Regions from separate parts of the Mus musculus genome. Here regions 1, 2, 3, 5, 6 and 7 are each linked to region 4. A link is a loop called in an ENCODE intact Hi-C map of the cell type or tissue named here. Cell type or tissue: left cerebral cortex. All regions are shown on one strand. Each heading gives the region's core, and the rest is flanking DNA. Links, peaks and the distances in the headings are about the cores only. Region 1 overlaps C87436 (expressed sequence C87436). Region 2 overlaps C87436 (expressed sequence C87436). Region 3 holds the start of Pcbp1 (poly(rC) binding protein 1). Region 4 holds the start of Mxd1 (MAX dimerization protein 1). Region 5 holds the start of C87436 (expressed sequence C87436). Region 6 overlaps 1600020E01Rik (RIKEN cDNA 1600020E01 gene). Region 7 overlaps 1600020E01Rik (RIKEN cDNA 1600020E01 gene).

The links. Peaks named below come from ENCODE experiments on the same cell type or tissue, not always from the same donor. Only the 100,000 strongest peaks of a DNase experiment are listed, where the experiment ranks them.
Region 1: a loop joins it to region 4, with 2.8 times the contacts of the local background. A loop is called at or near these places in 7 of 42 quality-filtered maps.
Region 2: it touches region 4 in a loop (8-fold over the local background); 16 of 42 quality-filtered maps call a loop at or near these places.
Region 3: a loop joins it to region 4, with 4 times the contacts of the local background. A loop is called at or near these places in 8 of 42 quality-filtered maps.
Region 5: it touches region 4 in a loop (2.6-fold over the local background); 20 of 42 quality-filtered maps call a loop at or near these places.
Region 6: a loop joins it to region 4, with 8 times the contacts of the local background. A loop is called at or near these places in 37 of 42 quality-filtered maps.
Region 7: it touches region 4 in a loop (5-fold over the local background); 34 of 42 quality-filtered maps call a loop at or near these places.

What each region holds. Positions count from the first base shown.
Region 1 is chr6:86,454,998-86,459,448 of GRCm38, reverse strand. It overlaps C87436 (expressed sequence C87436), which reads right to left. Exons shown (of 10, transcript NM_001364557.1): 7 at 1,526-1,633. Among named protein-coding and RNA genes, the nearest start is that of C87436, 19 kb to the right of the region's middle. In left cerebral cortex, for the core only: no CTCF peak of the experiment used is centred there; no DNase peak of the experiment used is centred there.
Region 2 is chr6:86,469,776-86,474,226 of GRCm38, reverse strand. It overlaps C87436 (expressed sequence C87436), which reads right to left. Exons shown (of 10, transcript NM_001364557.1): 10 at 3,839-4,451. The coding sequence ends at 4,273. It overlaps A430078I02Rik (RIKEN cDNA A430078I02 gene), which reads left to right. Exons shown (of 3, transcript NR_131126.1): 2 at 1,326-1,434; 3 at 1,738-3,950. Among named protein-coding and RNA genes, the nearest start is that of A430078I02Rik, 8.8 kb to the left of the region's middle. In left cerebral cortex, for the core only: CTCF peaks have their summits at 898 and 1,933; DNase peaks (open chromatin) are centred at 1,157 and 1,868; H3K4me3 peaks cover 1,903 bases; H3K27ac peaks cover 2,160 bases.
Region 3 is chr6:86,525,669-86,530,100 of GRCm38, reverse strand. It overlaps Pcbp1 (poly(rC) binding protein 1), which reads left to right and starts at 3,912. Exons shown (of 1, transcript NM_011865.4): 1 at 3,912-4,432. The coding sequence starts at 4,186. 1600020E01Rik (RIKEN cDNA 1600020E01 gene) reads right to left here and starts at 2,771. Exons shown (of 5, transcript NR_037960.1): 1 at 2,668-2,771; 2 at 2,127-2,210. Gm38676 (a long non-coding RNA gene) reads right to left here and starts at 1,337. Exons shown (of 2, transcript XR_869219.1): 1 at 695-1,337. In left cerebral cortex, for the core only: a CTCF peak has its summit at 2,806; DNase peaks (open chromatin) are centred at 2,828, 3,445, 3,823 and 4,145; H3K4me3 peaks cover 2,176 bases; H3K27ac peaks cover 2,586 bases.
Region 4 is chr6:86,668,562-86,673,012 of GRCm38, reverse strand. Mxd1 (MAX dimerization protein 1) reads left to right here and starts at 3,854. Exons shown (of 6, transcript NM_010751.3): 1 at 3,854-4,077; 2 at 4,379-4,451. The coding sequence starts at 4,005. In left cerebral cortex, for the core only: a CTCF peak has its summit at 1,998 (motif pointing right); DNase peaks (open chromatin) are centred at 2,002 and 3,589; H3K4me3 peaks cover 1,028 bases; H3K27ac peaks cover 855 bases.
Region 5 is chr6:86,437,069-86,441,519 of GRCm38, reverse strand. It overlaps C87436 (expressed sequence C87436), which reads right to left and starts at 2,846. Exons shown (of 10, transcript NM_001364557.1): 1 at 2,673-2,846. In left cerebral cortex, for the core only: CTCF peaks have their summits at 2,668 and 3,691; DNase peaks (open chromatin) are centred at 2,891, 3,118, 3,616 and 3,921; H3K4me3 peaks cover 1,887 bases; H3K27ac peaks cover 2,168 bases.
Region 6 is chr6:86,543,404-86,547,854 of GRCm38, reverse strand. All of the region lies in intron 3 of 1600020E01Rik (RIKEN cDNA 1600020E01 gene), which reads right to left. Among named protein-coding and RNA genes, the nearest start is that of Gm38676, 17 kb to the right of the region's middle. In left cerebral cortex, for the core only: CTCF peaks have their summits at 560 (motif pointing left) and 2,437; a DNase peak (open chromatin) is centred at 2,439.
Region 7 is chr6:86,531,790-86,536,240 of GRCm38, reverse strand. It overlaps 1600020E01Rik (RIKEN cDNA 1600020E01 gene), which reads right to left. Exons shown (of 5, transcript NR_037960.1): 3 at 3,934-4,048. Among named protein-coding and RNA genes, the nearest start is that of Gm38676, 5.3 kb to the right of the region's middle. In left cerebral cortex, for the core only: CTCF peaks have their summits at 2,004 and 2,250 (motif pointing left); no DNase peak of the experiment used is centred there.

The DNA of each region.
Region 1 (4,451 bases), core at 352-4,351, 210 kb after region 4:
TACATGAGCTTTCTTTTGTTGTTGTTTTTGTTTTGCTGTTTTGAGACAGAGTTTCTCTGTGTAACAGTCCAGGCTGTCCTGGAACTCAGTTTGTAGATCAGGTAGGACTCAAACTCTCAGAAAGTCACTTGCCTCTGGCTCCCCAGTGCTTGGATTAAAGGCGTGTGTGCTCTCCCCTCTCCCTGTGAAAGAACTAACTTTCTCTCTCTCTCTCTCTCTCTCTCTCTCTCTCTCTCTCTCTCTCTCTCTCTTTGTTTTTTTTTTTTTTTTTTTTTTGAGACAGGGTTTCTCTGTGTAGCCCTAGCTGTCCTAGAACTCACTCTGTAGACCAGGCTGGCCTTGAACTCAGAAATCCGCCTGCCTCTGCCTCCCGAGTGCTGGGATTAAAGACGTGCGCCACCATGCCCAACCTTTTTTTTTTTTTTTAAAGAATTATTTTATTTTATTTTATTTTATTTTATTTTATTTTATTTATATGAGTACACTTTTGCTGTCTTCAGACACACCAGAAGAGGAAATTGGATGGTATCACAGATGGTTGCTGGGAATTGAACTCAGGACTTCTGGAAGAGCAGTCAGTGCTCTTAACCTCCGAGCCATTTCTCCAGCCCCCCTGTGAACTTTCTGAGGATATTTCGTTTCAATCTTACAGGTGGAGGCTCATTCTATTAGTATTTGCTAAGGAATATATATTGTGTATATCTTTTTAATTTATTTATTTTTCCTTTTGAGACAGTTTCTTTTGTGTAGCTTGGTGGTCTTGGAACTTGCTCTGTACACCAGGATGGTCTCGAACTAAGAGATCCAACTGCTTCTGCCTCCTGTCTGCTGTGATGAAAGGTACTACCATGCCAGGTTGGAAGTATATTTTATTGTTGTTGTTTTTATTTTTTGAGACAGGGTTTCTCTGTGTAGCCCTGACTGTCCTGAAATTCACTCTACAGACCAGACTAGCCTCTAACTCACAGAGATTCACCTGTCTCTGCCTTCCAAGTGCTGGAACTATAGGCATGCACTACCACTGCCCAGCTGGAATTATAGTCTTAATGTACTACTGGAAATGCTTTGTCTAGACCAAAGTTTCTGAAAAGCTCCCCTCTGGAAACGCACTGGAAGATGCTAAGGAACAATCATGTCTTGAATATCAGTTAGGGCTCTGCCGAGAGAGTGGGGTCTCAGTTCCATCTGCATACTGACAGATACCATATCTATGGATACCTCCTTAGGTTTTGGCTGCTGGGGCTTCAGATGTTTTTGTGGAAACTGTACCACACTGAGAAGTATCAACCAGTCTTTGCTCATCATTTCCCAGGCCAACATCTCCTGAATGTTCCCATTTACTCTAACTGGGAGAAGTATCTGTCTTTGGAGGGATACTCACTGTTCTAAGAGCTAATAGCCAAAAGTTTCATGTCCCCATTAACTTGCCCAGACATGCTAACACTGAAAGTTCCACAGAGATTTTTCCCACACATAGTTCTCTAGTCACAATTACTATTACTCTTCCCCAGGGAGACCCCCGCACCTGTAGTGGAGTTGGGGAGCCGCTTCTTTGCACTTCCTATGGATATTCTCTGTTGCAAGGCATCAAAAAAGGACTGAGGAATGTGGAACACCAGGGGTTCTGGTTTGCCTGCAGAAAAAAGAAGAATGTCATTTAAATAAACATGGTTGTTTTCTTGATGTACAAGGACAGGAGGAAGGAAAGGAGTGGATGGGCTGTGATCCTAAGTATCTGGTGTGGGCAGCTTGGGGAGACATCAGTGTGTAAGGGCAGCTGTTGCACAGCTTGATCACCTGACTGGAACCCACATGGTGAAAAGGGAGAACCAATCCCTGCAAGTTGTCTTCTGACTGCCACACACTGGCCATGGCATACATGTTTCCTCTCCCAACCAAATAAGATGTAATACCACCACCACCCCTCCCTTGAGGTTTCTTTATTCAAAGGTAAAAGACTGATGGGTCCTCGAAGGCCACGGGCTCTATCAGCCTGTCCTTCATCCCTAGCGTGTAACACTCCTATTCTCCACCCAGGATGACTTTTCAGAGCCCCAGCTGTGCAGCCACCACCAGAGCAGACTTCTCCCCTTGAAGGTCGTATGAAATGAGAACATGCCAGAAGAGCTAAAGAGCCTCTGGTTGCCTCCTCCACTTGACTGACTCCTGGCCTCTATGCCCACGCACTTGCTAGCTATATTCAGTCTAAGCAAAGCAGGAAGCTGCTTTCCCCTGCATGGCCAGGACATGAGTGCTAAGATTATAGGGTTAGGTTGCTGCAGGTCCAATCAGCATCAGCCTAACCATAACTCCAGGGCACACAAAAATATAAGAAAACATCCTAATCTCTTAAAGTAATTTGAAATAAGAAAAAGTCAACAGATTTTCAGGGAGGCAGCTGAGCTCAGAGCTTTTCTTAATTCCAGCAGACATCTAGACATTATAAACATCTAGAGCTCCACGGAGAAGCACAGAGCTTTGGACATTGCTTAGACATAGTCTTATTCTGTAGCACAGGCAGGGTTTGGATTTGACTCACTACAGAGACCAGACTGACCTCAACCCTTAGGGCTCCTCCTTCCTCTGTCCCACGAGTGCTAGAACTACAGGTGCGTCAGCATGCCTGGCTCTGAGAGAAAGACCACTGGTTAACTTGAAAAGAAATTTAGTTCATAGTTTAGAACACTTGTTGCTCTTGCAGAGGACCTAGGTTTGGTCCCTAGTACCAGCATGATGGCTCACAACCATCCATAACTCTAGTTTTATGAGGTCTGACTATCTCTTTCTGACCTTTGTAGATACCAGGGATGCATGTGGATGTATACATACCCGCAGGCAAAATACCCATTCAAATAAAATAAATCTATTTTTTCTAAAATGTTAAATAATATATATTAAATGAGTTGTTAGGCAAGGTGGGACACTATAAAGCCAGCATTTTTAGAGCTGAGGCAGGGTTCTGAGTTTGTGGTCACTCTGGCTATATAGCTTTCAAAAACAAAAAACAAAAATGTAAAGAAGAGGACTGGAGAAATAGCTCAACCCTTGCTGCTCTTCCAGAGAACCTGAGCTGGCGCTAAGCACCCATGACAGGTGGCTCATGGTCACCTGGAACTCCAGATCTGGGAAGCCTGACACAGTCTTTCAGTTTCTGTGATCTACTGCACTAATATGGTGCATACACACACACACACACACACACAGAGTCATAAACATACATGTAAAGAAAACAGAACAAAACCAAAAAACAGGAACTCCAAACAAGCAAAAAAAAAAAAAAAAAGACAAAACAATTATAATAGAGTTAGAATAGAAAAGACTTATATTCACTTTTTTTTTCGATATTTTTGTTTTGTTTTGGTTTTGAGACAGAGTCACTATAAGTGGCTTTCCTCAACCTAGAAAGCATAGACGTCAAACTACCTGTTTCCCAAGTGTTACTAAGTTTTGTTTTTATGTTTTTTGAGACAGGGTTTCTCTGTGTATCCCTGGCTGTCCTGGAGCTCACAGAGATCCCACTGCTTGTTTTCCCAGTGCTAGGATTAGAGATGTGCACCACCACCTATGAGTAAGACTCTGAATGGTCTCTTCTGTCAGAGTCTAGCTGCAGATCATCACACCCAGCTGGCTCTGCCTACTTTTATTTGACTGTAGAATGCCAATGTTAAACCTCAGTGTTTAGCGTGTACAGATGTGTTGTGGGCTTATGTGTGCAGGGGCATATACATGTATTTGAAAGCAATGTGGAGGCCAGAGGTGAACTGACAAGTTTTCTCAGGACTGTGTTTCGTCTTTGTTGTCTGTGTGTCTTTTTGCTTATTAAAACATTCTATTAAATTTTGTTATATGTATATGAGTATTATGCCTGCATGTTTGTATGTACAATAAGTATGTACATGAAGAAGCCAGAAGATGGTGTTAGATCCCCTGGAACTGGGGAGATGGAGCCACCATGTGGATGCTGGGAATGGAACTCAGGTCCTCTGAAAGAGCAATAAATGCTTTTAACTGCTAAGCTATCACTCCAGTCCTGATATGTTTTAATTTAGAGAGAGAGAAAGAGAGAGAGAATGTGTGTGTGTGTGTGTTTGCACGTGCACACATGCAGCCTATGGCACACGTGTTGGGGGGAGGGTGCAGTGTCAGAGGATCCCCTGCAGAAGCCAGTTTTCTCTGTCTACCATGAGCTCCAGGGATTGAACTCAGACCATCAGGTTTGTTGGGAAGGGTGTCTTTCCTTGTTGAACCATCTCACTGCCCACCCACAACTGGATTTTTGAGACAAGTTTTCTCATCAAAACTTGAAACTTGCCAATTAGACTAGAGCGGGTGGCTACCCTTTTGGCATTGAGATTACAAGTTTGGGTTTGAGTGCCTCCCAAACCCAGAGTGAACCTTTTTTAGGTGGGTTCTAGTGGTTACATAATCAAGATGCCTCAAAAAAGCATGGA
Region 2 (4,451 bases), core at 243-4,242, 200 kb after region 4:
GCCAAGGCAGGAGGAAAGGTCTTGTTCTATCTACACAGGTTCTATCAACTAGGCTCAGAAAGTCTCTGGACATGAGACAGAAGCTGCCTGTCAAGAAGCATCTACTTGCAGGGCCGTGGTGGCGCACGCCTTTAATCCCAGCACTTGGGAGGCAGAGGCAGGCGGATTTCTGAGTTCCAGGCCAGCCTGGTCTATAGATACCCAGGGTTACACAGACTGCCTTGACCCCCCCCCCAAAAAAAAAAACCCCAACAACAACAACAAACAAACAAAAAGCAAAAAAAGCATCTACTTAAAAAACTTGGGCTCCAAAGAACTACTACAAAACACCCACACATTCAACTGTCTGCCCCCACACTTCTTCCATTATCTTGACCAGAGGGGAGATCAGGACAGTGCATACCTGTAATTCCAGTCCTAGAAGGCTCAGGCATCCCAAGAGTGAGGCTAGCTTAGGCTATATAGTGAGACCCTATCTTAAAAGACCAGACAATTAGGGCTAAAAAGCTGTGTGTCAACTCAACTTCCAGCCTGTAGCCTTCTCTAGTAAGACCTATGTACAGGATGCTGTGCTCAGAGCATGGAGAACAGGCATTGTGGGTTTGTAGGAATAACAGGTCCAGAAGGGGTGACTACTGCTAGACCCCGATAAATACGCTAATACAGAGTCCTTCTATTATTAGCCCACCCTGCTGAAGGCCATGAAGGAAGGACTGCTTCCCCTCTGGGTTCTTACTTTTTATTATACCTCAAATGCTGTCTTTCATCTGAAGCCCAAGGTAGCCTTGTCCTAATAAACAGGACAGGAGTGACCAAAGGAGACCATGGCGGGCAGGCAGGCAGGCCGGGCGGCCGCAGCATCCCTTACACCCTCCAGGAGGAGCTGGATACTCACTCTGCACAAGGCCCAAACCCTAATAAGAGCTGGAGAAGTAGCCATAGTTCAACTCTGTCCCTACTAAGGGGACAGGGAATCCATTTTTCTCAGCTCAGATGATGGTTCCCAGACCTCAGCTTCTTATTCCATTCTTTCTGGAAGTCAGGGACTGTGGGGCAAAAGGGTACCTCAAGGTCACTCGTCAGTGCTGTGCCGCCAGTGACAAAGAATTAGACTGGTGTTCGGGTAAACTCTGGTACCCACCTTGAGTTCTGAAGCAGGTCCCATTTCTAACCCCTTTGCCACCCAGAGGGCTCGAGGCTTACTGGGGCGGTAAAGAGGAAAATCTTCTATTAACAGTCAGGGAACAGAACACAAAACCTTCCCGGGTTTGGTTAAGGTTAGGGACTACCAAGTCTTTTGAGGTACCATTCCTTTTGTTCCTGAGGTGATTGATGGTGGTTAAAGGAGGCAGAACGTGGCTGCCCTGGAGGAAGGTCTACTGCGGGAAGGAGCCACAGACACCTTGGAGGCCTCAAGAGCTGTGCTAGTGTAAGGTGCGTTGGAGGGGAAAGGAGGGCAGGCTTTCTAAGTCCCTCCTACTATCTCCTCCTTTCTCTCCCACCCCTCCTTCTCGCCTCTCCCCTTAAACAATCCCCTCCCCCAACTCTTCCGGCCTTCCCCTCGTCTCCACACTTCCTTCCTTCCCGGCTCTCCCCTACCCCCTCTCCGCACCCCCTTCCCATCTTCAGCCACTTTCCTCTACCCCCCACCTCTTTTACATCTTCCACCCCTTCCTACTCCCTTCGGCCCTTCTCCCCTACCCATCCCCCTCGTCTCCCTTGTCTCCTCCCCTCCAGCTCGACACTCGGCGGTCGCCACGTCCCCAGCCCCGCCCACGCGAGCTCGCAGGGAACCCCGGTGACGTCACCACCCGCAGCGCCCTCCTTCCCGCGCTCTCCAGAAAGGACGCGAAGGTGGTGACGTGTCCGGAGCGCCAGCGCGGCTGTGCACAAAGCGCGTGACCAACCTGCGGCGCCGCCTGGCGGAAGAACAGTGGCGGTGTGGCTGGAAGCGACGTGCGGCGGCAGCGTGGTGACGTCACCTCGCGGGGCCACGTGACCGCGTGCTGTTCCGGCTTCTCCCCTCTACCGGTGTGGGCAGAAACGTGGCTTCTTTACTTGCTCTACTTGGTCTCCTGAAACTGCCTGGCTGCTTGGTCGCGCTGCGGGTCATGGGAAGTTTGAGGATCATACTCATTCTCTGCCCTTGTCATTAACCGAAATTGTGTCTCAGGATGGGCCAGAAAGCACCATCTTCAGCCACATCAGCAGATCGCATGTGATGCTCTGTGTCATTATGCAGACGTGGAGTTTACGAACTAGTCCAGAGTATCCCGAGTATCCCGAGTCATTCAGGAGCGCAGTCCAGGCCTCAGCCATAGCTGCTGGACCCACACCAAGCCGTAGAAGGGAAGGCAGGAAGGAAGTCACAAATCCTTTTGGGAACCAACCTTGTTATTTGAAAGGCAGTTTTTCACATAGCACTTCGTACAGTGTCAGGGTGCTTCCTAGAAATGCAGGTCTTGGACCTTGCCTTAAAGCTTACAATTCAGATAGACACTTTTGTTGACACGGGGTCTCACCTTGGCTGACCTGGTTCTATGTAGACAAGGTTGCCCTTGAAGGTGTGCACCATAGTGACCAGCTAGAATATACATTTCAACAAGATCCCAGAGTGAGTCCTATAAGTACTGGTTTGACAGATTACTGTGCATCAAGCCCTACCGTGAAAATGGTAATATCAAAGTCACAGGCCTGCCCCAAGTTAAGCCCCAACTGAATGGACAGTTGGCTAGAACTGTCCCAAGGGCTTGTATGGCCTGGCCACACCCCATTTCCACAAGGTGCTTGTCCAGCCTTTACTGTAAACACAAGGCACCCCCCCCCCCCTCCAAGCAGGTTGGAGCTGGGTGTTTCGTCATTTACAATTAAAACAGAGTTATCAGTTATAAGACATTCCTATCAAGGGGCTGGAGAGATAGATGGTACAGCAGTTAGGAGTATTGGCTGCTCTTCCAGGGGACCTAGGTTCCCAGCACCTACATGATGGTTCACAATCCTCCCTAACTTCAGTTGCAGGCGCTCCAACAACCTTTCCTGATTTCCCAAGGCACCAGGCACCCATGTGTTCATATATACATGTTGGCAAAGCATGAGAGAGAGAGAAAAAAAACCCCTGCATATCAAACCAATGTATTTCAAGTTGAAAGAATATATACGTAGAAGTAAACTAAACATAATTTTAGTACTGTGTAGAACTCAATCTGTAGCCCCAGTGAGACTTCAGGAAGAGTAATTCCTAGAACCCAGGGAAAAATGAAGACTCAGTGGGAAAACTGACTGGCATGATAGTGTAAAGGGAAGTCATGGCAGGTGTGTAGAAAATGCTTCCTCCTCTCCTAGAAGGCAAATCTTCACTTCCTCCACCATCTTAGTTCTAGGATGAGTGAACCTAGAACTTTTGAATTTTATCAGCTGCTTTTAAAAAACAAAAAAAAAAAACAGGTTCTCACTTTGTAGTTCTTGCTGTCCTAGAACTCACTGTATAGATCAGGCTGGCCTCAAACTCAGAGATCTGTCTGCCTCTGCCTCCCGAGTGCTCAGCTGCTCTTAATTTTGAATAATAATAATGATAAAATAATAACAATAAATTTAAAAATGCCTTTAATCCCAGAACTTGGGAGGTAGAGGCAGATGAATTTCTTGAGTTCTAGGCCAGCCTGGTCTACTGAGTTCCAGGACAGCCAGGGCTACACAGAGAAACCTTGTTGTGTGGGGTGGGTGGGTGGAGGTGGTGGTGAATATGTGTTGCTGATCCCCTGGCACTGCCTACTTTCCTGTTGACAAGATAAATTCTCCCACAGGTTCTAATTGTAAAATCATGACATCAATGGCACCATTTGGAAAAACTAGTGACACTGTACTTTATTTTGTTATCAGAATAAAGAGTGATTGGAGCTCTTGGGCAGAGAGAGAGGACCCTGCTCGGCCCAGGGCATCGTTAACTTTCCAACACTGTTGGCTAAGATCCAGTGCTGTGACTTTTGGAGAATTACAGAAAAACAAGCTGCAGGTGAATCCATGAGAAGCCAGTGAGCTGGATTTTTGTTGTTTCTTCTAAAACTCTGGTCAGAAATAAGTGCCCGACTTGTATGAAGACTGTACACACAAGGCTATTTACAAGAGTTTCTTCTACAGAACACACATGGATGGGCTGAGTAACTGCATCTTAGCCAAGTGTGGTTCGTTAGCAGGGATCGTATAAGTGCTACTAGGATTTATAGTCCTCAGGGATTGGGATGTGCAAACTCTGCAAAATACTCTTGATTTGCCTCAAGGGAAAGTGATAGTAGTCAGAGGGGCCAGCTCCAAAGGTTGGTCCATGGGTGGCCTTGGGTCCTGGTAGTCAGCCACATGTCCATTCCGGTGGTGACCATACTCAAACTTGATTCGAAGCTCACCAATCTTGGACTGTGGGAGGATATCTGGGATCCACTCAATGATAAAGGGCG
Region 3 (4,432 bases), core at 433-4,432, 140 kb after region 4:
TGTTAATGTGAAAAGTTTGACACCAGCTGGACAGGACAGATGGCTGCTCTTCCAGAGGTCCTTAGTTCAATTCCCAGCAACCACATTGTGACTCACACCCATCTGTAATGGGATCTGATGCCCTCTTCTGATGTGTCTGAAGACAGCTACTGTGCACTCACATACATAAAATAAATAAGCCAAGGCTATACAGAGAAACCCTGTCTCAAAAGACAAAAACAAGAACAAAACAAAACAAGACAAAAACTTGGAAGGCAGAGACAGGCAGATTTCTGAGTTCGAGGCCAGCCTGGTCTACAAAGTGAGTTAGTTCCAGGACAGCCAGTGCTACACAGAGAAACCCTGTCTCAAAAACAAACAAACAGGGCTGGTGAGATGGCTCAGTGGGTAAGAGCACCCAACTGCTCTTCCGAAGGTCCAAAGTTCAAATCCCAGCAACCACCCGTAATGAGATCTGATGCCCTCTTCTGGTGCGTCTGAAGACAGCTACAGTGTACTTACATATAATAAATAAATAAATCTTAAAAAAAAAAAATCCAAAAAATAAAAAAGACAAAAATTTTAAAAATATATAAGAAAAAAGAAAAGTTTGACATGTGATCTAAATGTAATTTCAATCAAAAAGCTCTTCTCTCCGACACCCACACAGCCACAGCCACTCCAGTACATGTTTGTTGCGCTATCCACTACCTACATCGGAGTACAAGCTGAGCCTGGTCTATAGACTAAGTTCCAAGACAGCCCCAGGGCTGTTACACAGAGAAACTCTTTCTTGAAAAACAACAACAACAAAAAAACCCCCAAGTCTTCTTTTGCTTGCCATGTGTGGTGCTACACATCTTTATTCCCAGAACTTTGGAGAGGCAGAGACAGACAGATGAATCGCTCGGAGTTCAAAGCCAGCCTGGTCTGCAAAAGAAGTTCCAGGCTAGCCAGGGCTACATGGCGATACCCTGTCTTAAAACAAGACAACAAAAACCCAACCTAATTTTTAAATGTGAGCCTAATAAATAGCTATTTGCAGACTTCAGTACATGATTTTAGGAATTATGGGTAGAAATAGCTGACCTAATTGGGAGCTTGAGTCTATTCCTGAGAAGTACCCTCACCTTCTAGACCAGGTGAGTTTAATAAATTTAAACATACCTAACTATACACTCATTTCCATGAGTATTTAACAAATTTAAATGAAGGTTATAACCTCTCTGTAATTATAATTCCATACCACATGCATCTGTGCTGCTTTTACGAAAAAAGCTGATTTATGACCTACATTGAACTTAATTGAATACACTGAATAGTGAAGGCCGCATGGTTTGAGGAGTCACAAGTTATGATTTATCTAATATTCCTCCATGCTCTGTCAATATTTAAAGAGAAATAGATGATTGGAACCAGGTAAAGTAACTTATTTTATCTGCTTAAAGGACTGGGATGGAGAAACCAGAAATCCATCCACAAGCAACTGAGGAAAGCAAGTCTCTAGGGAACTGCTCGCTTGCTCCCTTGGAGCCAGGTGGAGGGAAATGGGCCTCAGATGAGGCCAGATGAACAGATACTGAACTTTTGGGCAAGCCTGAATCACATCCTCTTCCTGTCCTCATCCAGAGGCTTTGTAAAATAATATTTGAGCCTAAACAAATGTCACTAACACCAGGAATAAGTGAAGGCACGGAACATACAAACAGGTGCGGGGCGGGGGGGGGGGGGGGGGGGGGGGGGGTTCTGAGTGGCTCCTTTAGAAATGACAAGTTCACACAAGTCAGTTCTTTTCTTTCTCTTTTTTTTTTTGAAACAGGGTATCACTTTGTAGCCCCAGCTGGCCTCAAATTCTCAAAGATCTACCTGTTTCTGTTTCCCCAGTGATGGGATTAAAGGTGTTTCCTACCATGCCCTCAACATGCCAGTGGTGGCACATCCTGTCATTCCAGTGTTTGTGAAGTGAGACAGGAGGATCCAGAGCTCAGTGCCTCTGCACTGAAAAAAAAAAACCACACACACAAAACTGTGGCGTAGTGGTAGACAGCTTGGCTAAAAAGTTAGAGATCCTATGTCTGATAACCAGCTCAGCAAAATTAAATTCTAAAACTCTGATTCAAATAAAAAAATCTGCAAAAGGTGCTCACCAGTAGAGAAATCAGAAGATATAGGTTCCATCCTGTGTAACCTTGGGTCATTCACTTCATTCATCTCTCTGGGATTGTCTTGCTCTGTTGGGGAAAAGAAAGAGAAATAAATACCCACTTCATGGAATTTTCAATTAAAAAAAATATATATTGCATGGGATAAAATGTTTAGAATGGAATCTGCTGTGGCACACCCACACCCACAATCTGTTCCTCTTGACTGTAAAGGTGGAAAAGTGGACATAACTGTGAACTTTAGGATCACTGGACAGTTGAATAGTGAGACATTGCCATTCTATGGCTTATTAGGCATAACAATCTTAAATCAGTTACAGCACCACCTGTACAACATCTAGAAAAAAACTAGAAATTTTTTCTAGATGCTTGGGTACTTGGTTACATACTGTGCACACACGCGCGCACGCACACACACAGGCACACACCTGCCTGCCATTACTCAGTTTTTTAAAAATCCCGTGTCAGGCCTGCATTTTATTTATTCTCCTGCCCACCAAGGGAATTAACTTTCTTCCAAAAGCACCTCTTGCTGTTTCATCCTATGGGAAATTCTGAGACTGATGAAAGGCACATTCTAGAGCTTTCAGACCCGGCCCAATTTTTCGATGGCGACACGTGTCGCCATTTTGTTGGGAAACATGGCCGCCAGCCCTCCCCGCTCGGGGGTGGGGTGGCGGTGGGGTGAGGAACGCCACGCTGGTCCTTTCGGCCAAGTATTAAACAACACGTTCCTTCACACGACCTCCTCCAGGCTGACTATGGCGGCGGCACGAGGAGCCGGCAAAGAAAGCACAAGGCGCTCTCCAGCGTCTCGAGGGCCATTTCCCGGCGGGAGGCCTCGGTCAGGGCGACCTCCCAAGATGGCGGCGGCGCCCAGGCTTGGCCGCCTCCCGAAAGCGTGGTCCAGGCGGCGGGCGAGCCAGCGCGGACATGCGGGGGGCCATGCCGGCACGCCGTCAGTGCGCACCGCTCCTCTAAGGTCTCGGGAACTATCGTGGGACATAAAACACGAGGGCAGGAGGTAGCGCCTCCGAGGGCTTCCCTAACCGGAGCCGACCAAGTGCAAACAAAGCATTATGTAAGTGGACGCCATTCCAGCGGCCCCCGTTCCTAACGCCACTAGCCCGAGCGGCACTCGCCGGGGCGGGTGACTCTCGCTCGAGTCTCTCTGCGTCGCGGACGCAGCCGCCGGACGGAGGCCAAGGTGGGGGCTGGGACCAGGCGCCCGGACGCCGGGGACGAAGGGGCCCCACGTGCCCAGCAGAGCGCGTGCACAGCCGCCGGGCCGCGCCTCGCCTCGCCGCCCCTCCCCCCACGGAAGCCAACGCGGGCCGCTCGCGCCCCCCCTCGCTGCCGCGCATGCGCCCTGGTCCCCTCCCGCGCACGTTTTCGACCCGCGGCGGCCTAGCTCCCGCCTGCAGCGGCCTCCGCCGATGCCTGTATCGCTCCGCCATCGAATCCTTGGGCGGACCGGGAAACAATTATCTGTCCCCGGCACAAAACCAGTATATTTTCCCAGTCCCCTGCCGGAGCCGCTAGGGTTAACAAAACACGTGCTCCCTCTCAATCTCTGCCGGGTCCCCAGTTTTGCCCACGTTGTCCGTTTTCAACCCGACGGCGGTGCCACCGGGTTATTTTTCTCAAGGGTCGCGCGCGCTGGCGCAGTCTTGTGACCTAAAAAAGCCGGTCCTCTTTTTTTTCTCCTAGGGGTCCTGCGCGGAAAGCACTTCCGGGGTCAGAGGGTACGCGGGGTTGAAAGCGGGCTTCCCGCCCCGCCCAGACCGCCGAGGCTGCCGCCGGAGTCGCCACCGCCGCGCCCTCGCCCACCCGCCCGTCGACCGCTCCCGGTCCCGCTCGCCCCCGTCGCCGCCGCCGCCAGTCCTGCGACGCCGCCGCGGCCTCCCGCCCGCGCCCGCCCGCTCCTGCGGCCCCCCGCTCGCCTCGCGCCGGCAGTTCGGGCCTACTCCTCCCCTCCCCCGCCAGCCGCCCAGGACTTGACCACGTAACGAGCCCAACTCCCGAACGCCGCCCGCCGCTCGCCATGGACGCCGGTGTGACTGAAAGCGGACTCAACGTGACTCTCACCATTCGGCTGCTGATGCACGGAAAGGAAGTAGGCAGCATCATCGGGAAGAAAGGGGAGTCGGTGAAGAGGATCCGCGAGGAGAGCGGCGCGCGGATCAACATCTCGGAGGGGAACTGCCCGGAGAGGATCATCACGCTGACTGGGCCTACCAATGCCATCTTTAAGGCCTTCGCCATGATCATCGACAAGCTGGAGGAAGATA
Region 4 (4,451 bases), core at 238-4,237:
AAGCTGGCAGCGGTTTTAGTATGTGCACATCTAGAGTCTTTTCATCATCCAAAGAAACCTTGAACTCTCTTACTACTCTATTCCCAACCCTCCTCCCACAAGTCACTAACATACGCCTTGTCTGTAGTATGTGCCTATTCTGGGTGTTTGCTATAAGTAGAGCCATGTGCTGTTCTGTCTGGCTGCTTTCACTCGGTGTCATCCACACTGTGCATTGGTGTCCCCTTCCTTTTTACAACTAATACTCCGTCCTGAGGTTATACCTTGTTTTGCTTATACTTCAACAACAGCAGATGGCATTTAGAATGCTTTTGCCTTTGTGAAAAATATTCCATGGATACTAGTACACTTTTATATAAACACATTTTATTATTGATTTATTGAGGCAGGTCTTTCTCTGTAGCCTGGCAGTCCTAGAGCTTAAACTCACAGAGATCTGCTTGCCTGCCCCTGCCTTCCCAGTGAGCACATGTTTATTCTCAATTCCCTGGCCTGTCTATGTAGAAGTAAAAGTGCTGGGCTGATAATGACCTGTTGAAGCTTGTCTGTTCCCTGCAGTGTAGGAGGTGTACCTGCCCTCCATGCCCACCTCTGCTTCCCTTCACCGCACCTAGCACAGCTTAGGTCGACCATGTTTGCCAGCTGGCTCTTTGATTCTGAGAGGTGGGGCTTGCCGTGTTTACTGCTGTCCGTTCCCCCCCCCCCCAGCCCTGTGGAGGGCCTGGTGCCTTTAGAATTGGAATGTAGTGCTGTCAGCTTTCTCACTGAGCCTCTTCTGGTTTTTGTCTTTTGGTTTTGGAAAGTATTTTAGTCATTAACTGAGATAAGACTGATTCCCTTTTTAACAGTTACTGATTTCTAATTGTATGTATGTATAGGTGACTCCTTTTCTGTATGTGTACCATGTGTGTGCAGTCACCAGAAGAGGCATCAGGTCGCCTGGAACTGGAGTTACAGGCTGCTGTAAGCCACCTGGTGTGGATGCTGGGAACTAAACCCAGGTCCTGTGCAAGACCTAGTATAGTATACTGTTAGCCACTGAGCCTGCTCTCCAGCCCTGAGCCCCATTTACACAGAAGTCACGGACCTGGTACCTGCCCCAGTGCCGAGTGCTGGGGGTTATAGCTGTGCTTCACCAGACCCTGCTTTTTCTTTGCCTTAAAAAAAAAAACCAGAGATAATTTTACAGCTGAATTAATATGGAGCCTTGTAGAGCTTTCAGTGCCTGTGTAAGTTAAATCTACCTTGAAAGAGCTCCGATACCCTCTTCTGTGTTCTGTGCAATATAGTATATGGGTGAATATACATTTGTGTATGTGTGCTTGTGTGTGTTTCTCTATTAGAAGTTTTGAAGATTCTAATGTCATGATGAGAGAAGCCATGACATTGAATGTTTAAAGCAACATCAGCAAAGGGTTCATATTAAAACAAAAATGTCCTGTTTGGATATTTGCTACACCAAGAAATGACATAAATTCCTCAAAAACATAGAAGACAAAATTCATCTCATACTGTCTTTATAAACTTGGTTGTGAAGAGAGTTTTAATTCCCACAGCCTAGGCCTTTCAGGCAGTTGAGTGCTGTGGAGGATGAAGTTCTGAGGTGCTCTACAAAGCAGCCCCTTGGGTCCCATATGAGATGAGCTCAGCATTGGCAATGACCTCCACCCAGCTGGAGCCATGGGAGGCCGGGAGCCAGACTGTGGGACTGAGTGACTAGATAGACAACCATGTCATACATACAGTTGGGTTTCTCCATTTAACTACTCAGTTCCTAGTTTTATCTTGCATGCTGAAAAGCACCTTTCTTGTGCTATCACATGCATCATTTGTATTAAACTATTGGCGTAGAGCTGGGGCCCACACATTTTAGAACTCTCATGTTTGGGAGGCAAGGCCTACTTAGCAGTTCATGCTTCCATAGTGACTGACCATGTTGGGTTATAGGAGAGGACTGAGCTGGTTCACCCTTTGTTTTCCACTTACTGCTTCACTGCCAGTAGATGGCGCTAGATACTCTGTTCCTAACTGCAAGTCCTAGTTGGTGTAAGCAATCCTATTCTTGCCACCAAGAAAGGAGATTGCCATATTTCTTAGTCTCTCTGGTGTTTATGTGATTGAGTATTTTTGTTTGGAGTTGAATTTAGACGTGTTTGTGCTTAACTTACTTGCTTTAAATAGTCTCTCTGGCTTGGGTTTCAAACGCTGACCACCCCTTTAAAAAGAAATGTGTGGCTTTTCCGTTAGAGTGACTGTAGGGGTAGAATTATGATCCTGAAATAGGACTGGATTGAAATAAGTTGCTGAGAGCAGAAAGAGAAGACTGAAAAGATGTTATATATTCACAGTAAACTTGGGAGGAAATATGAAAGTGTGGAACCCAAGATGTTAAAATGGCTGAAACAAAGCATTTTATGAATATTAAGTTGGTTACTTTAATAGTTGCATATGATACTTTAATTTTTAACCTTATTTAACAAACAGCATACAATTTTAAAATATTCCAAGTGGTTCTTTTCCACATTCTCATTTCCAAGTTCCATGTCCTCATGAAAAACTGCCTTCAGTGTGTGTGTCAGCATAGAGCCCTTGATTGGATCCTTGAACATACCAGGAACATGGCCTCTCCATCGCACCCAAATCTGTTGTGTGTAATGGCGGTTTGAATTTAGTTCTGTGGCTGTCTGCAGTTCTGGATACCTGCCATTTTGTTGTTGTTATTGTTGTTGGGATCGTTTTGTTTTGTTTCGTCTTGTTTTTGTATAACTATAAGTCAGAGGATTGCCTGGGCAGTTGTGGATGAGATTACAGGGGTTCAGGTCTTTCTCCAAGCCAAGGGGAAACAGGAACGTTATTTGTCTCTGAGCCTCTTTCTTCATGTGCAAATGTAACTAAGGATGACAACCCTCACAGGTTGTCCTGAGGGATGGGAACCCTCTAGGTGGATTACCTGACATATGCATACAGAGAAAGCTAAAACTGTATACTGACAACACTCATACGTTTCATTTTAAACTCCCCTGCTCATTTCAGTTTTCAGACTTCTTACCCATTAGCTTTATTCCTGCCATTTAAATTGAATATGTTGACATTACACTGTAAGTCTCGAATAAGCTCTCATTTCAAAAGTCGCGATGCTCAAGGACCTGTGTTTACAAAGTGAGCTTTCCTGTGGGTGCTGGTGGCCTTGGGGAGAGGCCTGCTCTGAAGTGTTTTCCTCTGGGATGGAAGGGATGGCCTCGGGTTCAGCCTTACTCTATGCACCAGGTCACTCGGTGCGAGTGTGGTATACGGGAGCCGGCTGTTTTCCCCCAACCCCTGGGGTGGGAGCTAGGTGCCACCATCTGCTGAGGTCCCCAGCTAGGCCTGAAGTTCTCCCCGGAGACAGTGGGCAACAGGTCGGCGGCCAGTGGGCGGGGACCCGCCCTGCCCTCCTGCCTTGTAGCCAATCAGCAGCACGGGAGTGGGCCGCTGCTTGGGCAGAGAGGTGACGTCATCGTAGCCGGGAGGTTTCCGAGGATTAGGCCAATGAGGCGCGGGCGCAGCGGCATTCCCTATACTGTACTTGCCCAATACCCGGAGAGCCCAAGGGGGCCCGGCTATCGGCGTAGAGCCAATGGGAGGCAGGCTGAAGCACGAGGCGGAGTTGCGAGTCCTGCAGCCAATGGGGCGTGGGGGGCGGAGCCCGGGCCTTGTCAAGCCCGGCCAACCGGCGGGGGAAGCGGGCTTCTGGGGCGGGGCCGCGGGCACTTCCCCAATCGCGGAGGGCCGGGGGCGGGCCGGGCCGCGGGCGGCCCAATGAGGCACGCCGCCGCCGCGGGCCTGTCAAGGGACGGGGCCGGGGGCGGGCGGCGGCGAGTCGGGATAAACACTCGGCGGTGGCGGCTGGGCTCCTGTCTCCGTGCTGTCCCATCGCTGCCCCTCCTGGCTGGCCAGCGCGGCGGCTCCTCGGTGTTCCCGGCCGGTGGCCCGCGGGCACGGAGAGGCGGCCCGCCGGGTGCAGGATGGCGACAGCCGTCGGGATGAACATCCAGCTGCTGCTGGAGGCGGCCGACTACCTGGAGCGGCGGGAGAGAGGTGCACGGCGGGCTGCGGGCCGGGCGGGCGGCCGCTGGGGTGGTTGGGGCGCGGGCCGGCCGCGAGCGCCAACCCCCGAGCCCGCGCCCCAAAGCCGAGCGCGGGGGGCGGCGAGCAGCTGGAACCTTCCACACCTGCTCCGAACCGAGGGCGTCCACGCCAGGAAAGAGCAGGCATTGTTCTCAGAATTCCGCCTGCCTGCTCCCGCCCGGTGTCCCGGACTCCGACAGACAGACGGACGCGGGGACAGGGTGTCAGTTGCTCTGGGCCCACTTATTAACGGGACCCCTCGGTTTTTTAGAAGCTGAACATGGGTATGCCTCCATGCTGCCATACAGCAAGGACAGAGATGCCTTCAAACGGAGGAACAAGCC
Region 5 (4,451 bases), core at 269-4,268, 230 kb after region 4:
ACTTAGGCCCTCGTGCTTGTAAGGCTGGAACTTTACTTAAGAACCATCTTCTCTGCCTCTTAATGCTTTTTCACTAAGTGGTGGAAAAGGCAATTTGCTTGTAATTCTTGAAAAAATATTTAGATGTAAGTTAGAATGTATAATACACAACGGAGAAACAAATTTCCAAATACACATATACATGAATATTTGTACTAGCTTATAAATAAAACACATAGTATTTTGGTTTTGTTTCTGGAACAAAGTCTCACCAAGGAATCCTGACTGGCCTGAAATTCACTATGTAGACCAGACTGGCCTATGTAGATTAGACTGGCATCTAAAGAGATGCCTCCTGAGTGCTGGGATTAGCTTAATTATTAAAGATAAAAGCCTCTACACCCAGTTCCTTAAAATGTTTCCTAAGATTTATTTTTAGTTGTGTATCTGCCTGTATATGCACACGTGAATGCAAATGCCTGTGGAGGCCAGAGAGGGTGTAAGATCCTTCAAAGCTGGAGTCACAGGCAGTTGAAAAGCTGCCTGATAATGACATCCCAGAGTGCTGGGAACGGAACTCTGAAGAGAAGCAAGCACTTTTAACTGTTGGGCCACTTCTCTAATCCCTGTAAAGTCTTTTTTTTTTTTTTTTTAAATTCAGTATTTCAATGTATAGGTAAGTCATGTCTTGTTTGTCCACTTATCAGCCACAGAATATTAGTTTAGTCCCAAGTTTCTGGCTACAATACACAGAGCTCAGATCACTGGGACAAGTATTTGTATAGAAAAATGTCTTCCCATAAACTTGCACAGGGTTGAAGGCAGTACAGCCGAGTTCTAACACTGGCTCAGTCTGGAGAAGACCCCTGACTTGATCCCCAGTAAGACCACCCCCCCCCCCATATATATACTGAGACCCATGTACTCTTTCTTTCCTTCTCTCTCTCTCTCTCTCTTTTTGGTTTTTCGAGACAGGGTTTCTCTGTATAGTCCTGGCTGTCCTGGAACTCACTTTGTAGATCAGGCTGGCCTTGAACTCAGAAATCCATCTGCCTCTGCTTCCCGAGTGCTGGGATCAAAGGCGTGCGCCACCACGCTCGGCTACTATTTCTTTTATTTATTCTTAAGATAAGGTTTTACTCTGTGACCTGAAACTTATTATGTACCTGAGGCGGGCCTTAAACTCTAGATAATCCTTTTATCTCAGCCTCCTAAGTGATAGGGCTACATGTATGGACCACAGTGTTGAGCCATATATTTCAATAAATGTAAATATCATAGTAAACATAGCTATTTCCTTTGTACACTTAACATTTTCGGAACCTGAAAAACTGTTTCCAAAGGGGCTGAAACCTATTTCCTGTGTCAGGCTATGTGCATATGAGTACAGGCAGCCATAGCCAACAGGCTGCACTGCATATGTCTGGAACTGTAGTTACAGGTGCTTGTGAGCTACTAGACATGGGTGCCGGGGACTCAACTCAGATCCTCTGCAAGAGCAGTATGTATTCTTAACTACTGGGTGGTCTTTCCAGCTCCCACCTCTTTTTTGAAGATAGGGTCTTACTATGTACACCTGGCTGTACTCAATATGTGGACCAGGCTGGCATCCAAATCACAGATATCCCTCTATGAGATTTTGTACCTGCAGAATAGGAAAAGGACTTCCATTAAAGAACTAAGTACAGTGTGCTGAGTAAGATGCGACTGTAAAGCCATTAAAAACAGTTGAGATCTGTATACCAGTAACAAAGCTTAGTGCTTTGTGTATGCTATGCTTGGTTTTGAAAGGAAAGGAAAGGGGAAAATGGGGCTGCAGAGATGGCTAGTGGTTAAAAGTGTGTATTGCTCTTTTAGAGGGCCCAAGTTTGGTTCCAAGCAGTAACATCAGGGCTCATCTGCCTAAAACTCTTAATTCTGGGAAGTCCAACTCCTTTGACACACTGGATATACACACATGCATACACAAAAATCTTTTTTTAGAAAAGACTTTAAGGACACAGCATAGTTGTCTATTTCCTCAGCAGTAATTTGAGACCCGAGAAATGGAGGTTTAATCTCATTTTTTTTACTATTCGAATTTGAAAACATGTATCACTACGAATTATTACAGAGTTTTTTTCTTATTTTCCTTTTTTGGGGTGTGGTGGGGCGGGAGGTAGGGGGCAGGATTTCTTTGTATCGCTCTGGCTGTCCTGGGATGGACCGGGGAAGCCTCGAACTCAGAGACTCGCCAGTCTCTGCCTGTAGAGTTCTGGTATTAAAGGAGCTCGTCACCATACCCAGTTTGTTCTTTTCTTTTTGAGACAAGGTCTGTTATGTAGCCTAGCTGTCCTGGAATTTGAGATCTTCTTGCCTTCGCCTCCCGAGTGCTGGGATGACAGGCTGCGCCACCACGCCCGGCTTGCAGACTCTGTCTTAAAAAAGGATACACAAGGAACGCGACTTGTGAAGGAGCTCCGCTGGAAACCTGAAGGGTCTCCCGATGATTGTCTCTTCTCAGCAAGAGGGTGAGCAGCGCCTGGCGCTGGCTGAGGGAACCCGAGGCGCGGTAGGCTGCCCCCTGTCCCATGCGGCCGCTGAGCTGGTCGGTGTGGGGACGCTGTTTTGGGCACGTGAACACCGCCCCAAGTAAGAAAGAAGTATTCGAGTGCATGCATTCACACAAGGGATCCTGTGGAGGCGCTATTTACCCATTTTAGGAATAAAACTGTCTGGTTGGATCGAGACGTCACAGCTCGCAGACCTTTACTGATTGTAGAATCAGCCCGGTCACTGTCAAATAACAGAGTCCGGGCCACAATTCCTCGGTGTTGTTTAGGGGAGCGCGCCTAAGCTCAGCTTCCGGGAACGGCCGGCTGGAAAACGCACTTCCCATGCGACCCGCTTCCCGGCATCCTGCGCAAAACGCCCACTTCCGGCGGCGTCAAACTGAGGGCCCAGCAAAAATGTCAGCAGTCCGACACGCAGTTCCCCGAACACTTTTTCCGCCTCTGTTCCCACCCTAAGCCGTGCTCCGCCGGTGCTTGGCCTCTCCCACTTTGCCCCCTTACCTGCCTCGCAACTCTAGGAATCTCGTTGGTGACGACCCTCGCCGCGTCTCTTCTCCTTTTACAAACGGACTTTTACAAACACGTCCAAACTGTTTGCTTGTAACGACGGTCGTTATTGGTCAGATCAGCCCACGTGCGCCAAGGGCCCGCTCACCTCCGCTGAAGTGGCACCATGGGATTTGTAGTATTTCAGGGGAGTGCTCTCTTTTGGAAAACTACAGAGAAGGCTCAGGGTGCTGACACTTTGTGGCTTTACCTAAACGTACAGAACACACCAGCAAGGGCTTCCCGGTGGTCCCTAGTACATCGAACCTGAACAATTCTGTGCTGAAAACAGTTTTACTGGAATCGGAAGCAGAGCTCGCCTGAGCTTGTATGGTTTTCTCTCGCTTCGCTCTTACACATTATTGAACGACTCCCCCCTTGGAAAGAGCCGAAATAGACTTTATGTATATTTGTTCTTCAGAATCGTAAATCCCCGGCACCAATATTGTGTTTCCTGGAACTCTTTCTGTAGATCAGGCTGGTCTCGAACATAGATCCGCGGGCCTCTTCCCTCCAATGTGTTGGGATTAAAGACATGTGCCACCACCGCACTTCAGAAACACTCGGAAAGCTATGGTGCCTTAGGTGAGGCCGGTGTGTTCCCATAGCTTGGACACCTACTGGTGGTGCGCTGTAGGCACAATTGCTTTGCTCTAGCCAAATTTTACTTTTCTCCGTTACAGTGGCCCTTTTCTGGGATCAGATTTTTCTAATATTGTTTCAGAAACTGAAGGAACTAAAAAAAGAGATGTTTCCTCTCGCCACAATTTTTATTTGCTGTTAAGTTCAAAAGCATTCATATTTATACCTGGATCACATGGCTAGTTAGTTCCTAGCAACTGCCTCAAGTGGTGACCAGAGAGCATCAACCCTCATTTCTTTGCCTGGCATTGGGAAGTGTTTCTCCTTTGTTCTATAGTTCAATGTCAAGCCCTCCAATAGAGAGACATGCAGACAACATCTTTCTGGATGCTGTTTCTCTCCTTTCTCATTAAGTGTGCAGTGGTTCATGAAAGACCTTGTGATCCTCACCTCCCTGTCTTCAGAACCAGCCAACTTGGGTGTCCTCACACCAAGCTCTCCCAGGCTGCAATTTTCAACTGACATTTAAAAAAAAACAAAAAACAAAACAAAACAAAAAAAGCAGATAAAAACAAACAAAACAAAACAAAAAGCCGGGCCGTGGTGGCACACGCCTTTAATCACAGCACTTGGGAGGCAGAGGCAGGCGGATTTCTGAGTTCAAGGCCAGCCTGGTCTACAAAGTGAGTTCCAGGACAGCCAGGACTATACAGAGAAACCCTGTCTCGAATAAAAACAAAAAACAACAACAACAAAAAACAGGATATTAAGTTAAGCCATTCATTGCATTGT
Region 6 (4,451 bases), core at 302-4,301, 130 kb after region 4:
AATAACTCTTTTCTCCAAAGCTGAAGCAACTTTCTGGATTTATTGAGTTTGAGAATTACAGGGAGGATCCAATAACTGGGACATCAGGGCAAAGGGATCCAGAATCCTTCAAATGGGCCACATTTTGAGTATAAAGAGTTATTACTACCTCTTCCTGATTCCCCATTAATGGGTGGCAAAATTCCTGTCTCAGTAAAAACTTTTCAGTTTATTCCTAGTGACCATTTGCTGTGAAGTGACAATACCAGAGGACAGCTCAGCAGGAGTTGGGTTATATGCCTGAGGTTCCACTGTGGCTAGCTGTGACTCAAGACATGTCACTGCACTTTTCTGGGTTCAGTTTCAGTTTCCTCACCCGTAACATAAGAAGACTGGGAAACATCTGTACCAAGAAAAGTTTTAAGTTCTTAATTCAAGGCTACTTTTTAAAAAAGCACACCTCAGGGCTGAAGAGATGGCTCAGTGGTTAAGAGCACTGACTGTTCCCCCAGAGGTCCTGAGTTCAATTCCCAGCTCACAATCATCTGTAATGGAATCTGATGCCCTCTTCTGGTGTGTTGAAAGACAGGGACAGTGTATTTACATACATAAAATAAATCTGTTTTTTTTTAAGGCATACCTTACCACTCTATGAAAAAATTCAAGGCATAAATAAAATTCACAAGCTCCTAGCCATAATAGGCTGCTGCTTACAAAGGACTGAGGAAGGGCCAGTTTAGGCCACTGGCACATGCTGCATCACTAGGAACCCAGACGCCAGAAAGCTACTCTATAGACTGTGATCAATAGTAAAGAATACTGAACGCGGTGAAGACACTACTCACACAGGGCCCAAGTATGGTGAGATATGCAGATAATCCCAATACTTAGCAGGCTAAAGCAGAAAGATGTAAGCTCTGAGGTCAGATTACATAAGGAAGACTCTGTGCAGACCAAAAGATAGACACACACAAAGAAAAAGACATCAATAGCCCATGTTCACTACAGCACTGACAGCAACTGCATACTGCAAGCCAGGGCTCTCTGGTGGAATGCTTACCTAGCATCCATGAGGACCTGGGTCCTATCCCCAGCTCAAAGAGAAAGAAACAACATTGTTTTTAAAAGGAGAAAAGGAAAGAAAGTGGAACAGTCAGAGGGGGAACAAGGAAGAAAATGTAAACTATACTACAGAATACTTTTCAGTCAATTAAAAAAAAAAAAAAACGGTTTTAGCCGGGCGTGGTGGCGCACGCCTTTAATCCCAGCACTCGGGAGGCAGAGGCAGGCGGATTTCTGAGTTCGAGGCCAGCCTGGTCTACAGAGTGAGTTCCAGGACAGCCAGGGCTATACAGAGAAACCCTGTCTCAAAACAAAACAAAACAAAACCCCCCCAAAAAAAGGTTTTAAATCTGTCATTTGCAAGAGCATGACTGCAACAGGGGATCATTACATTAAATGATACAAGCTAGGATGAGAGTAAAGGCACTGTACAGTCTCCCCACACATGGAAGTAAGAAACAATAACCTCATAACAGCAAGAATGAAATGGTGGTCTGCAGCCAGAGAGAGAAAGAAATGAGAGGTGGAGAGGTTACAATTAGGAATACAGTTTTGGGGGCTGGAAAGATGGCTCAGCAGTTAAGAGCACTGACCGCTCTTCCAGAAGTCCTGAGTTCAAATCCCAGCAACCACATGGTGACTCACAACCATCTGTAATGAGTTCAGATGCCGTCTTTTGGTGTATCTGAAGACAGCTACAGTGTTCTCACATATAATAAATAAATAAAAATTTTTATAAAGGAATACAGTTTGGGCTATATTATATAAATAGAAAGACTACAAAGAGTGATAATATGCCCTATATTCTAGAAGCTAGAAGAGTTTGAAATTTTTCACACTACAAAGAAAAGATTAATGTCTGAGGAGATTGTGCTATTCAACCCAATTTGAACACAAGTATACACAATATGTGAAAACATCACATTGTCCTCCAGAAATTCACTTGCTTTCTGCTTTTTAGTTTAAATATTATTTTTTAAAATGTATTTTTCCATTAATGTATTTACTCACTTTATATCCCAATCACTGTCACCCCCCACTCCTGGTCCCTACCCCCAGTTCCTAAAATTTATTATTTATTGGGGGGGTGTGCTATGCCATGTATCAAAAGACAGTCTGTGGGAGTTGGTTCTCCTGCCACCCTCTAAGGCCCATGGATCCCTCTCTAAGCTACTTTGCCAGCCCTCCATTTAAGTGTTAATTTACACTCTTGGCCCTCTCCTATGAAAACCACTCAAAGAAATTTTCAAGTTAGTATTTAAAGCTAGACGCCAAGAATGACAACGCATATAAGGAGTACATCTCAGCATCCTTAACATCTTTCAGTGAAGATACCTGTGACTTCAGACAGCCATTAAACGGCAGTCCCTGCTGCCCAGGTCTTTGAGTTGCTCATCACCTAGTGGCGTAGTGAAGTAAATGCAGTTTGCCAAGAGCCCAAGTAACTTCCAGCCATTTTGTGACTTTCTCAAACCCACAGCAGAGTCTTCACTACAATCCCCCAGCTTCTGTGAGATGGAAGAGGCTCCACCTCCATTCATTTTCCAAGCTGAGGACTTCATACCCTAAGATTCATTCTCCACGGTGGAAAAGGCTTTGCACTTAAATAATGATAAGAAGTGACACACATTTGTTTAGCTGTGGCTGCAAAGTTCTTAGAGGTGAGAGAGCTAAAGCTGCCTGTGAAAGATGAACTAATACTGTGGGCTTCCAGGCTAGCCTAAAACTAATGAGACATCTCAACTAAATTTCAAGTCAAAACAAAAAACAGAGCCTGACGTCACAGTGATCCCATGTACTTAGTAGCTAAGACAAGACTGTAGAGTCTAGGCAGCAGAACCAACCATGTCTCAAAAAAAAAAAGAGAAATATTTTGCCAATGAGAAAAATATTATAAGGAAATAAATCAGACATGATGATACATGCCTATATTCCCAGTACTAGGGAGGCTGAGGCAGAAGGACCAGGAATTCCAAGCTAGCTTGAGCTACAGAGCTAAACCATCTCAAAATAAAAATGAGTTGGGGAGGTAGTAAAGTAATGCCCTCTGCCCTCAGTAGAAGCCTGGAACAGAACCAGGCAGGCATCTGTCAGGGGAAAGTGGAAACTCTGTAAAGGACAGCAGTCAGGAAAGGAAACCATTTAAACACTTCCAAGGTTCTTTCGACTCTAAAATATCATCATCCTGAACTTAAAAGTCACTGACAACACTGAAGACTCTCTCTCTCCTGCTTTATTCAGGTCCCCCAAACAATATAACCCAGCGGCTAGGGGCACAGATGGGACACTACCATCTGAGCAAATGTGAACACATTATTGAACTCTGCCTTCCTCAGCTTTGTTATCTGCAGATGTTACTTAGCATCACTACTCTCCTAAGTTTACTATAAAGATATATAGGATATTAGTCAAGTACTTAAAACAGTGCTGCACACACAGAAGGATATAAGACCAACAGTTTGAAAAGACAAGAAAAGGAAGGGGGTGGGGACGTGCTTGCTTTACTTGTCCTTACTGAAACCTCAGCCAAAGTGTCCCTGGCTGTTACTGACCAGAGTCTGAGCTCCCTTGGCAATAAGCCTCAAAAAAGAGCCAGAGCTGCCTTGCTCATAGGGTGCTCATTCTTTGTTCTGAAAGTTGGCATCTCCAATGCCTTGAAACATCAGACCGCCTTTGACTTTACAAGTGTCTTGCTCCAATCCCAGGTGCTAAGTAGTGCTACCCTCCTATTAATGCTTAGTCAGCATTCAAAAGGACCTCAGAGACCCTCTAAACCCAGCACTTTGTTTACTACATAAGAGCAAGAAGGCTAAAAGTGAAGTCCTAGGTGTAAGTTGGGACAAAGTCGAGCACAGTTGTTGTAGGTTTTTATTCCTAGTGACCAAAATCTTCCCATTTTTCAGGAAAAGAAAAACGGTGTTTTTAACCCACTGAGCCATCTTTCCAGTCCCTTACTGCCTCCTATACCACAGAAGTATGCAACATACTTTCTGAGTTTTTTGGATTAGGGGATGCTAAACTGGTTGAAAGAAAGGAAGTGGGGAGAGTGGAGAAAGAAAAGAAACCTTGCAAATGTTGAAAAAAAGTAAGAAATAAAAAATATTTTTAGTCCTTAGTATCTCAGTCAGATGTGGGGTATTCAACCAGCACTGCACGTGTACACCTATACACGTGCATAGGGCAGCAGGGTACAGAGGCTAAGAGCAGGGACTCTGGAGCCAGACTACTTTGCTCAAATCCCAGATCTATCACTACTAACTATGTGGCTGTAGTGAGCCTCCTAACCCTCTTCACACACTATAAAACAAGAGTGACTACTCACAGGTTTATGGATTAAATAAGACAAATGCATGTGAAATCCACATCAGAGTTCTCTGTGCATACTGATTGCTTCTCAACATTACTAGCTT
Region 7 (4,451 bases), core at 291-4,290, 140 kb after region 4:
CAGGCACAAAGACATACATGCAGGCAAAATATCCATACACATAAAAATAGTAGTTCCCCCTTCCTTCCTCTCTCCCTCCCTCACTTGCTCGCTCTCTTGCACTCTCTCTCTTTCTCTGTCTTTTGAGACAGTTTCCTCTCTCTAGCCCTGGCTACCCTGGAACTCACTCTGTAGACCGAGCTAGGCTCAAACTTAGAGAACTGCCTGCCTCTGTTTCCTGAGTGCTGGGATTGAAGGTGTGTACCACCACAGCCAGCGACTTAAAAAAAAATCCAAACCCAACCCAGAAATGGTCTTGCCTGCTCCTGTCTTTAGTGCCCATTCACATAGCTAGAGGGCTGATGACTCTCACCAATCATGTCTTCTCTTTTCTTTGCCTTATTCTTTCAGGGTTTTCCTTTCCTTCACTTCCTTACTTTCTATCTTTTCTACTTTATTGTATTCTCATCTTTCCCTTTAAGTTGCCTCTACATACCCATACACATGCCTTACTAGTTGGGTATCTGTGGGCATCATAACCAACTGGGAGAACTTGGAGCAAGAATGTAACCACGCTAACCTCTGTATGATACTATAACATATGACCTCCTAACAGAAAACAGGTCACCCGGACATGAGGCCAAACTGCTGCAACCTGCAATGTAGGCAGGACATGTTTCTAAGCTGTACTTTCTCAGGTCACATTTTCTTTATTTGTAGGTGGGGTGCAGGGTGGTAGGGATCAAACCCAGGGCCTTGGCACACTAGGCCAGGATTCTACCACTGAGCTACACGCCCAGCTCTACTGTAATCATTTTATTCACGTCTATGTGTATGGTCAAGTACCACATGTATATTAGTGCACATAGATATCATCAGATATTGGTGTCAGATGACCTAGAAACAGAATTATAGGCAGTTGCAAGATGCCCATGGGTGACAGGGCAGTCAGCAAGCATGCTTAACTTTTGAGCCATCTCTTCAGCCCTTATTAATTTCATTCATTCATTCATTTATTTATTTATTTAGTCAGATGTGGTAGCATATACTTTAATTTCAGCACTCCACAGGCAGAGGCAGGCAGAGCTCTGAGTTCAAAGTCAGCCTGGTTTACACAGTGAGACCCTGTCTAAAAAAAATACAAAAGGGAGGAATAGATCAGTGGTAGTTAAGAGTACTTTGGGGCTGGAGAGATGGCTCAGAGGTTAAGAACACTGACTGCTCTTCCAGAGGTCCTGGGTTCAATTCCCAGCAACCACATGGTGGCTTAAAACCATCTGTAATGAGATCTGGTGCCCTCTTCTTGTGTTTGTGACCTCTTCTGGTGTGTCTGAAGACAGCTACAGTGTACGCATATATATAAAATAAATAAATAAATCTAAAAAAAAAAAAAAAAAAAAAAAGAGTACTTTGAGCTCATATAGAGGACCTGAGTTCCCAGCACCCACAATGGGCAGCTCACCGCCTCTTACAACTCTAGTTCCAGAAGATCTAACACATGCTTCTGTTTTCTACCAAGTACTGCATACACACATGGTATACATACAGACAAACAGGCATACACACACATACACACACACACACACACACACACACACACACAAAATAGTAATAATTTTTTTTAAGTTTTTAGGTAATACAGAGATGGTTAGTAACTTAGAGAACCTGAGTTTGAATCCCAGCAACCAACATCAATTAGTATACAATGGCCTGTAACTTCACCTCCTGGGAATCCAACAACTCATTCTCTGGCCTCTGTGGGAACTGTACTGGTGTGTATAAACCCACACAGATAAACATATACACATATAATTAAAGTTAAAAAAAAAAAACTTTGGGCTGGTGAGATGGCTCAGTGGGTAAGAGCACCCAACTGCTCTTCTGAATGTCGAGTTCAAATCCCAGCAACCACCTGGTGGCTCACAACCATCCTAATGAGATCTGACTCCCTCTTCTGGAGTGTCTGAAGACAGCTACAGTGTATTTATATATAATAAATAAATAAACCTTTAAAAACAAAAATTCTTTAAAAAAAAAACAAACTTTAATTTAATTGTGTGTGTTGCATGTGTACATGAATATTATTTTAAATAAAAATGAAATAAGGGACAGAGAGATGGCTCAATGCTTAAAAACACTTGCTGATGGGCTGGAAAGATGGCTCCGTAGTTAAGAGCACCGACTGCTCTTCTGAAGGTCCTGAGTTCAAATCCCTGAAACCACATGGTGGCTCACAACCATCTGTAATGAGATCTGACGCCCTCTTCTGGTGCATCTGAAGACAGCAACAGTGTACTTACATATAATAATAAATAAATCTTTAAAAAAATTTTAAAAATAAAATAAGAATACACCTTTAAACCGGGTGTGGTGGAGCACGCCTTTAATCCCAGCACTTGGGAGGCAGAGGCATGTGGATTTCTGAGTTCGAGGCCAGCCTGGTCTACAAAGTGAGTTCCAGGACAGCCAAAGCTATACAGAGAAACCCTGTCTCAAAAAAAAAAACATAAATTAAAAAAAAAAAAAAAAAGAAAAAAAATATACCTTTAAAAAAACAAAAACAAAAACAAAAAACACTGTTGCTCTATCAGAGGACAAGAGTTTGGATCCAGTATCCACTGTGAGAGGCTCATAAAAATCTGTAACTATTTAATCCCAGCACTTGGGAGGCAAAGGCAGGTGGATTTCTGAGTTCGAGGCCAGCCTGGTCTACAGAGTGAGTTCAGACCAGGGCTACACAGAGAAACCTTGTCTGGAATAACCCAAAAAAAAAAAAAATCAGTAACTCCAGCTACAGGAGATCTAACAGCCTGTTTTGGCCTCTGCAAACACTGGAACATATGTGAGCATACATTCACACACACACAAACATGTACATATACAAATAAAGATGTGCTGGGTTTTTTTTTGGGGGGGGGGGGGGTAGTTAAGACAGGGTTTCTCTGTGTAGCTCTTGTGGTCCTGGAACTCACTCTGTAGACCAGGCTGGCCTCAAACTAAGAGATCCACTTGCCTCTGCCTTCCAAGTGATAGGATTAGAGGCCAGATACGATCACTGCCCAGCTACAAATAAATCTTCAAACAAATAAAAGTGAATGTGACATATTAGCACAGGATTTTAATCCCAGCATCCTGGAGGCAAAAGCAGATGAATATCTGTGAGTTCAAGGCCAGTCAGATCTACATAGCAAGTTCCAGGCCAGCCAGAACTACATAATGAGACCTTGTCCATCTCAAAAATAAGTAAGAAATAAATAAAGAAGCAGTTTAGTGAGATTACAGCACTTCAGAGAGAGACAAAGGTATGAAGACTACAATTTTAAGCCAGATATCGTGAGACCTTATTTCAAAACAACAATAAAAGAAAATAACAATAACAAAAGAAAAGGTGGATAAAACTGAAGGGTGAAAAGAAAAAGTTGAAACTGTTTTTAGAACAAAACAGAACACTACATGTTAGCAAATTTAAATAGCTGTACTATACTTGCTGGATCAGAGAGAGAAAATTGTGGTCCCTACCCACTCAGCTCCCACCCAAATCTCAGGGAATTGAGTGAAGAATCATCCCATCCCTTCTCAAACCCATAGATGCAAACATTTAAGAATAAGTGGGGACAAAAGTCTCTTAACCCAACAAAGTCAAGGGTCTAAGGTAATTCAAATAAATGTCCTGAGACAAAAAATAGATTAGCTGGGAGGTCCTGAGTTTGATACTTTTCTATGGTCAAAGTTATAGCCACAGGCATAAACAAACAAACAAACAAAAAAGGAATAGGAGTCAAGAGACTTACCTCACACCCTAACAAACTGTCTAACTTTCAGCAAGTCTTTTCTCACTCACAGATAGCTCTTCTGTGAAGTGAATTTAATAACATGAAGCATAAACCCTGCCATTCAACTTACAAACTTTAGGCCTAATTGACTTTCCTAGCCTTGTTAAGCCCCTTAACCAACCTGTGGTCACTTGAAGTTGAGAAGAATCCCAGATGAGTTATAATGGACTATCTACTCCATTGTTCCATTATCTCAGTAGCTTCAAGGACTCCTCCTCAGAACGTGGAGTGCAGGCCTAAGGGGAATAAAGAATTTGCTCATTATTTCTTATGCCTGGATTTACCAAAAGGATAAACAAACAAGACCATCAGACAATATCACACCCAAGATAAAATTAAAGAAGAACTTGGAGATTAGTTGGCCTTTTGTTATGGGAACACTGCTGCCCAGACAGTAGGATTATACAAGTCTCAAAGCTAATGAATCCCAGAGGAAAGATAGATCCTCAGTCTCTAAAGACCAGAGCTCTCTTTGCTGAATCATAGGATCACCCACGCCTCCTGTAACCTGCAGGGCATAAGTTAAAACCTGATGGATCACTGTACAACTTTGCAGCAAAATATGGGCCCATGAAAGGAAAGGAATAGTATTCTGGAAGAAGGAAAGAGCAAGCAGAATGTTGAGAGACCTGGGAAAGG